Regions from separate parts of the Mus musculus genome. Here region 2 is linked to region 1. Evidence: chromatin contacts called from ENCODE Hi-C or POLR2A ChIA-PET data. All regions are on one chromosome and are shown on one strand. Each heading gives the region's core, a stretch centred on a gene start or an enhancer-like site at or near the end of the contact. The rest is flanking DNA. Distances are from core to core; before and after follow the strand shown.

The links. A loop is a pair of places that touch in the nucleus more often than their neighbours do. ChIA-PET counts read pairs that join two places held with the same protein, here RNA polymerase II (POLR2A).
Region 2: a loop to region 1 is called in a map of gastrocnemius, with 2.8 times the contacts of the local background. The contact joins the promoter of Aco2 here to the enhancer-like site in region 1. A Hi-C loop is called at or near these places in 4 of 37 maps with a recorded cell type or tissue (gastrocnemius and heart). POLR2A ChIA-PET finds 5 or more read pairs at or near these places in 4 of 5 experiments (Patski and embryonic stem cell).

The regions. Positions count from the first base shown.
Region 1 is chr15:81,833,254-81,836,835 of GRCm38, forward strand. No RefSeq gene overlaps it. Among named protein-coding and RNA genes, the nearest start is that of Tob2, 23 kb to the right of the region's middle. Within about 2 kb of position 1,530, at least 2 of the 3 ENCODE cell types and tissues checked have a DNase peak (open chromatin) inside an H3K27ac peak, as active enhancers do; they include gastrocnemius and heart, where a contact is called at or near this core.
Region 2 is chr15:81,870,360-81,874,102 of GRCm38, forward strand. It overlaps Aco2 (aconitase 2, mitochondrial), which reads left to right and starts at 2,104. Exons shown (of 18, transcript NM_080633.2): 1 at 2,104-2,189. The coding sequence starts at 2,154. Phf5a (PHD finger protein 5A) reads right to left here and starts at 1,533. Exons shown (of 4, transcript NM_026737.3): 1 at 1,454-1,533; 2 at 807-830; 3 at 1-139. The coding sequence starts at 1,505.

The DNA of each region.
Region 1 (3,582 bases), core at 280-2,779:
CTAGAGAAGGGGCCTAGGATCCTTCTCTTTTGGGCTTCTGCCCATCTGCTAGGAAATAAATATGCCTGCTCTTTTGGTTCAAGGGATAATATGTCCCTTGGGGAGATGAAAGGGAGTGGGCTGTTAGCAGGAGGTAGAAAGGTTCCCAGAGTTTTGGGGACTCTAAGCATATATAGGGCTCTGTAGTTCTCAGAGCATCCTGAACCATTTGCCAGAAGTGAGTCCTCAGGGGTATGTAGAGCCTGAGGCCCTCATCCTTCGCACGAAGTGTCAAGGCTACTCCCCTGACCCCAGATGTCTCCTGGAGGCCCTGTCAGCATTGTACTCTCCTTCATATCCCCATAACCTCTAGACTTCTAAGCCTTGGGGACAAGGACCAGGTTGGAGTCCCAGGATCCACAACTGGACTGTTAAAGTTTCCCAGCAGTGTTTACAGAGAGACAAAGAAGCTGGCGCTGTCCAAACACTCCTAGTTGTCAGGACATAAGCTTGGTGTTTCTCGGGTGTGTTCCCAAGCAGTCTTTCCCAGCCCCTCTGGAACTACATTTTGGTAACTCCACTGTGCAAGTAACAGTGGCACAGAGCAGTCCAGCTGAGAAATGCCATGGGCAGGATTCACACTGAGGTCTGTCTAGGTCCAGAGTCTATGCCTTACCTTCTTGCTGCTCTAAATTGAACTGTTAAGAGGCAATGGTGGATCAAACCTTTGATCCCAGCACTCAGGAGGCAGAGGCAAGTGGATGTCTGTGAGTTGGAGGCCAGCCTGGTCTACACAGCTAGGTCCTTATCTTTAAAAAAAACAAAAAGAAAACCAAAGTCAGCTTGGGTAGCTGCTCCAAGAGAGCCTCCCTGATGACTGTCAGCCCTGGCCTTGGGATCTCGGATTCCCCTCTACTCTCTGGGTTTTAGGTTCCTCCTGGAGACTCAAGCAGCTCCTTCTCATGAGACCCATCTGTTTACCTGGGCAGGCCTGGATTTTGTGACTACAAACACTGAGCACTGGCCTGGCTTCCCCATGGCCTCTCAGGAGCCTGAAGGGTGCCTGCCAAGCCTACGTACTAATTTGAGATGTTGGGAACAGGACAGGGAGTGTGAGGTGGGGTAAGCTGAGGGGAGGGTGGGGAGCTGGCCAAGGTCTGAGAGTTTAAAAATACATCCTGTCAGCTAGAGCCTGGTCTCCTAGGGCCTAGTGACATCACAGGGGCACAGGATGTCCCTGGCAGAGGCTGGAAATAGCAGAGAGGGGACATGGCAGGGGGAGGAGCTGAGGGGCTTCTGAGCTACCCCTTTCTGTGCCTGGAAGCTGTGTTTGCAGACATCACCTGTCTAGGGTCAAAAGGGGTCACCAGTCACATTCCTCAAGAGATTCCGAACTGCATCTGAAAAAAAAAATGGGGACCAGGGAGATTGTGCCTGAGACCCCACTTGGAGAGAGATGGGAGTCCCTGGACACAAGCTAGCGAGTCTGGCTTAGCATTTGTGATCCTGGAAGTCTGCTGGGCATGGGTGAGAGGAGCATTAGTTGGCAGAGAGCCTCCCTCCCCTCAGTGGAGGGCTGAGGCAGACTCCCAGAGCAGATGCTCATTCAGCCTTTGATGTGACTGATGGGCTATCAGAGCCACACACCCCCCCCAACCCCCCCAACCCCCCCCCCCCGTCCCCCGTCCCTGCTCCTCACTCCCAGCAGCAGGAGCGGCTAGGTCGGGAGTAGCGCTGTCAATGTTATAGATGACACCAAGACCCAGGGTGGACAGAGTGGCCTGCTCCAAGCCAGACCCCCAAGCACATCACGGATGGCTAGGATGGGATCTGGCCTTCCTAGTTCAGTAGCTAGTGAGAAAGGAACCAGCTCTATCGCCAAGATGGACCTTAGGGGTGAGAAAGAGGCTGGAGTTCACCTCTCCCTCTTCCCCTCCTGCCCCTGCTGTGCTCTGAACAAAGTCCAGCCCATCATCTGACCAAGATTCTCCTCAGGGCAGCCTCCTCTCTCTTGAATCTGCACCCATAAGCCTCAGCCTCACCAGGAGCTCCCAGATCTCTGAAGTGATTGCTGATTCAGGCCTCTGAACAGTTACTTGTACTGCCTCTGCTGTGTGGCTTGACCTCACCTGTCTCTGCCCAGGAACCTTCTAGCAGGCTTTAGCCCTGAGCCACCACTGCGCCGTCAGACCACAGTCATGATAATGGCAGTGATTATTGCTATGGTTTTTCTCTTCCTGGGCCAACCTTTTCTTAATAGCTGTACCCTCATTTTTATTCATCTCTCCAATCCTGGTGTCAATGTCTAACCAATGCCAGGATAAAGGAATTAAATTGGGTCTTGAGTCCGCCGCATTCTGGAACGGGCTTTGTTCGAGTCTCATGTCCTCTCCAAACCTGATAAATGGGGGCAAGGTCCAGGTCCAGGCTGGGGTTGGCTGTATCTAGTAGTAAGCATTAAAGGGCTGGGGACTGAAAGGTCAAGACTGGCTGTTCCTGGCCCCATCTGTCCTCCATCTATCTATCACATGCTCTCTGCCCCGACTTTCCACCCACCTCATAAAATCAATGCAGCCTCAATCCCCGGCCTGCCCCTCCTACCTGACTTGGTTCCCAAACTTTATAAACTCTGGGGAGAGTTTATAAAGAGACAGTTTGGAGAGAGACACTTTGGAGGTAAACAGACTCTCGTGGGTTCAGTGGCCAGCCTGGGATGTCTAACGACTGACTGTTAGAAAACAAAGCAAAATCAAACCAAACTCTGAGAACCCAGAACCTCAGCTTTTGCTAAGGTGACCCGTGTATAAGTGCGCGCGCTGAGGTTTCGGGGTGGGGTGGGGGGTGACTGTTGTGGAAACCTGGATCCAGCAGTGTTGAGCAGCCTTGCAGTGACTGCAACCCTGCTTTAGGGGCGCCTCCCTGGGGCAGCACAGAAGTAGAGGACGATGCCCTGATCAAGAGAGAAAATGCAGTCTGTAATCCGCCACGGTCTTGCCCCACCCCACCCCCACCCCCACTTCCTTCTTTTCCAGGAGTGAGGGTCTGTGCCAGCCCTGGCACCCGCAGAACCGGCTCTAGGCTGCAGGGCCCAGATAAATATCCTCAAGGCGGATCTCATCCTCATCGCAAGGAGGCCGCAGGAATCGAACTGTGGCCTGGCAGGGAGTGGGGGTGGGGCGTGGAGCTGAGGCCGAGGACCTCATGCGCAGGTACTCCTGAAACACCGACTCCACTCCTCTGTCCTAGCATCCCAGCTACCCTCCTCCCTCCCTAAATCCCTACTCATGCTCCTCCCTCTTCAGGCCCTGGACACGGAGGCCAGCACGGCGGGCGCCGAGGGGGCTGTGTAGTCACGCGCAGGGAACAGCAGGCTATTCATAGGAGGACGTCCCCGCCTGCCCGGCCCTCGACTCGCCTTACATAACCCTCCTTTCCTTCTTCCTCCTGTGCGCTCTGCGGGGCGGGGGAGTAGCGCTGGGAGCCTCCTGCTTTCTCTGACAGCCCCCAGGGAAGTGAAGCACACCCCGCGCCAATGGGCGTGGTTGGCCAGGTCCACAGAGGTGGGTGAAACCCCCCCTACCCCAACTTGGGGCCTTGGCTTCT
Region 2 (3,743 bases), core at 854-3,353, 38 kb after region 1:
CAGTAGTAGGCATCGGAGACTCCGGGGCCGCCACAGATTACACACCGGCCCTGGTAAGATCCATAGTTACACTCATCACATATGCGGACCAGGGTGCAGGGACGCACGTAGGAATCACAGATCACACACTTGCCGTCACCTGTAGAGAGAGGAGAACTGAGTTATAGCCAATAGCGATTACTCCCCTAAGATCTCTCCTCTGCCCTATGCGGGAAATCACTAGTCTCCTTCTGACAGTGACCTTAGGACCTTCTTCTACCTTGACAGCATAAGCCTTATCCTGTACCCGTCTCAGTTTAGTAGTTCATGGAAAGAGTTTGTATTAGTGTCTGGGAGCTTTTAAGTCTATGTAGTTACTGTCAACAAATTGACAAATGTCATTGGGCTGGGAAGGTCCCCACTACTCTTGACAAATCTTACTGTCCAAAAGTAGACATTTTTTTTCAAAACCTAAATATGAAGTATTAAAAATTGCATGCTTAAGTGGGAGGATGGTGGGGCAGTCTTTGGTGGCAGCCAGGTATTTAGTATCCTCTGCAGGCTGGTTTATCTATTTAAGACTTCTTTACTAGCCAGGCAGTGTTGGCATACGTCTTTAGTCCCAGCACTTGGGAAGAAGAGACAGGCGGATTTCTGAGTTCCAGCCTGGTCTACAGAGTGAGTTCCTGGACAGCCAGGGCTATACAGAGAAACCCTGTCTTAAAACACCCCCCCCCCCAAAAAAAGACTTCTTTGCTGTTCCACTGGAATTGACGACTCTTCAAAGAGTAAAGGTGTCAAGGCCTGAGAGGGCGTGTTCGGCTTACATTTTTCACACAGTCTTCCGATAGCTGCAAGGTCAAAGATAGTAAAACATCGTTAAAATTAAGGTTGTGAGGTAGCAAGCAAAGTTTTTCGTCAAACTGAGTATAGAGGATGGCGAAGGTAGCAATGATTACAGTCAACCGTACAGGATCGTGGTCACATTCTCCTTTCCTCCCTCTCCACTGTCCCCCACCCCCTACTTTTTTGTGATAGAATCCCACTGTGTAGCTTGAGTTAGCTTTTAAGCTCTAGCCAGGCTCGAACTCGCAGCAATCTTCCAGCCTTCTGCCTCCCAGGTGCTGGGATTACAGACAAGAGTTCCCGGCCCACGACCCTAAATTTTGCTTTACACCAAAGGCCATGTCAAAAATAAAAAAAATGTCTGGAACCCCCCAAAATTCAAAGTATTCTAGACCGGCTTCTCCAGACCTGGCACAGAGGATCCCGCCAGCCTTAGACTCCCGGATGCGCGCTGCTGCCCTCTTCTAAGATGCCACAAGCCGGTGAGCGCTGCTAGAATACCCAGGCACCGTAAGGCGCGAAACGTGGACACGGCAAACCAGAGCCCTAAAGAGGAGGCTGAAGTCCCTAGTCCCCCACTTTCTAATCCCATCCCACTCAACCAAAAGGGAGCACGTCCCCAACTCACCCACACCAGCCTGCTTGCGGCAGAAAATCAAATCTGGATGATGTTTAGCCATAACTCTTTTTCCAAGCCGGCGGCCGGAAGCTTAGGGAACTTCCGCCCGACCTTTAACCTACGGCGTGCTTACTTCCGTTCCTCCGTGATTGGCCATTAAGCTGTCCGTCAGCCTTTAGCCTCGGGGGGTGGGGGGGGGCACCAAAACCGGCTAGATCTCGCGAGAGTTTCCTCGCTAGGTCCTTGCAGGTGCACCAAAGGTTTTTGAATAAAATTCTCTTTACTTCCAGATTTGAACTCATAAACTGAAGTTTGTTCTTGGGTAAAAATTCTACATATGTTGCATTCTGTGTTGGGGATTGACGCCAGGGCTTCTTGCATGCTTCCGCCAAGTATGTTGATTTGGGGATATTCTCTTTCCTGGATGACCTTGAACTCCTGCCTCCCCTCCAGCTTCCACACCCAAGGGCAAAGGTGACAAGGTTGCGCCGAACGCCGAGTTGGCAGTTTCCCCGCATCTTTGCTTTCCACGCCGGGTTTCCGTCATGTAAGCCCCGCCCACTGTGCTATCTGCACTCTTGGCTGCGGGAGGAGGCCCCACCCTCGCGGTTGACTCGTCTCTCTGTAAGCCCCGCCCCCTTCGATGCTTTTTTAAGGGCGCCATTTGTCACGTCACTTTCATGCGACCTCATCTTTGTCAGTGCACAAAATGGCGCCTTACAGCCTCCTGGTCACCCGGCTGCAGGTAAGCGAGCCCAGAGACGTGGGTTTACGGGGGCGGGGAGCCTCCTGCCTTGCCCGCGGCTGTAGGCGAGGCCAGGCGAGGCGGGCTCGATTCGCGGCTGACGTTCCGTGCACCTGTCGCGGTTGCAGGCCCAGCGCCCTTGTGGGTTCCTGCGTTGTCCTAGGTCAAGGCGTCCCTGGCACAGGCTGTTCGCAGTTCCCATCCCCGCCCGCCGGCAAGCTTGGGTTTAAGCAGCGGCAGCCTGGTCCAGGGTGGAGGCACTCCTTTTTTTCTGAGGGTGGAATCCATGCTCCCCCAGGGTGGTTTTCTGTTCCTCAAGGTGATGACAAGGTGATTGGGGGGCGCGGTGGTTGTGGGTTCCTCTAAAGCCGGGTGCTTGAAGCCTTCACTTCCCACCAGTAGCAGAGACTCGTCGCCTCATTTATCCGTGGTTGCCGGGCATGGAGTTTGCAGAAGCTATATCCACTACTACCCTTTGAGGAGACTCGGGGTCATAGACACAAGAAGGACTATTCTGGGCCCCACCATAATAAATAGTCACGATAAGAGTGCTTTCTCACCTTTGCAGCAGATGTCAAGGCTGTTTACTAATGTTACAGATGTTTTATCTGACGACATAGATGTGAGATAATTTTTCCCCCAACTTGGTAGGTGGAAAAACTGGAAGATATAGACAAAGTAGTGGCTTTCATGGTGTCACTAAAGGATCATAGCCTGAGCAGTGACCCTGCAGACCCTCTCTTCTTGTTGTTCATGGCAGCTAATATCACAGAACTTTCTGAATCAGGGTGTGATCGTTTGTATTTGTCAGAATACAGAATCAAATATTTTGAAGTCACCGATAGTTGCTTTCCAGATACTAGGTGGAAAGATGAGAAGAGTGAACAGTTTGACCTTGACTGTTATGAGACGTCTAGAAAATTGACTATGCCTGTCAGATGGTTTCCCACTACTAACCTTACAGCCCTAGAAACGTATAATGTTTACTGTAAAGAATGTATTTTGTTCATAAAAAGAAATCCATAAAATAACTGTAGACATTTTCTGGCAACCTTTCATGATTACTTTTGTGAATTTGTTTTGGATCAACTTGGAACATAGAATTAATAATTTTTAAAAATTATGTGCCTTACTCCCAGGAGGCATTATCATTTGAAGTTTTCTTTATCAAATTACTTAAAATCAAACTGCAAAATCAAACTCATTTATCTGAACAAATCATTTAACTTTTGGCCAATGAAAGGGATTTGCAGCTAAATTATCTCTGGTTCTTTTGATTCTTTAGACAGTACGATGAGTTCTGTCCTGACCCCACTGTCCTATGATTTAGTGGAGTCAGGCAAAGACTATTTAATAGGATACATGACCTTTGAGTTTGTAAGAAAAGAATTATGTCACATTTGGACCTTAGAAAGTGAGTGTTAGAATGGTGTAGAAAGAGATCTGGGCTATAGTTCGTGTCCTTCCATGATCCATGACCTTGTACCCATAACTTTCTAAGTTCTTTTTCTATCAGTTGTGGATTGTTTTCATTAAACAAGGCTTATTGAGCAT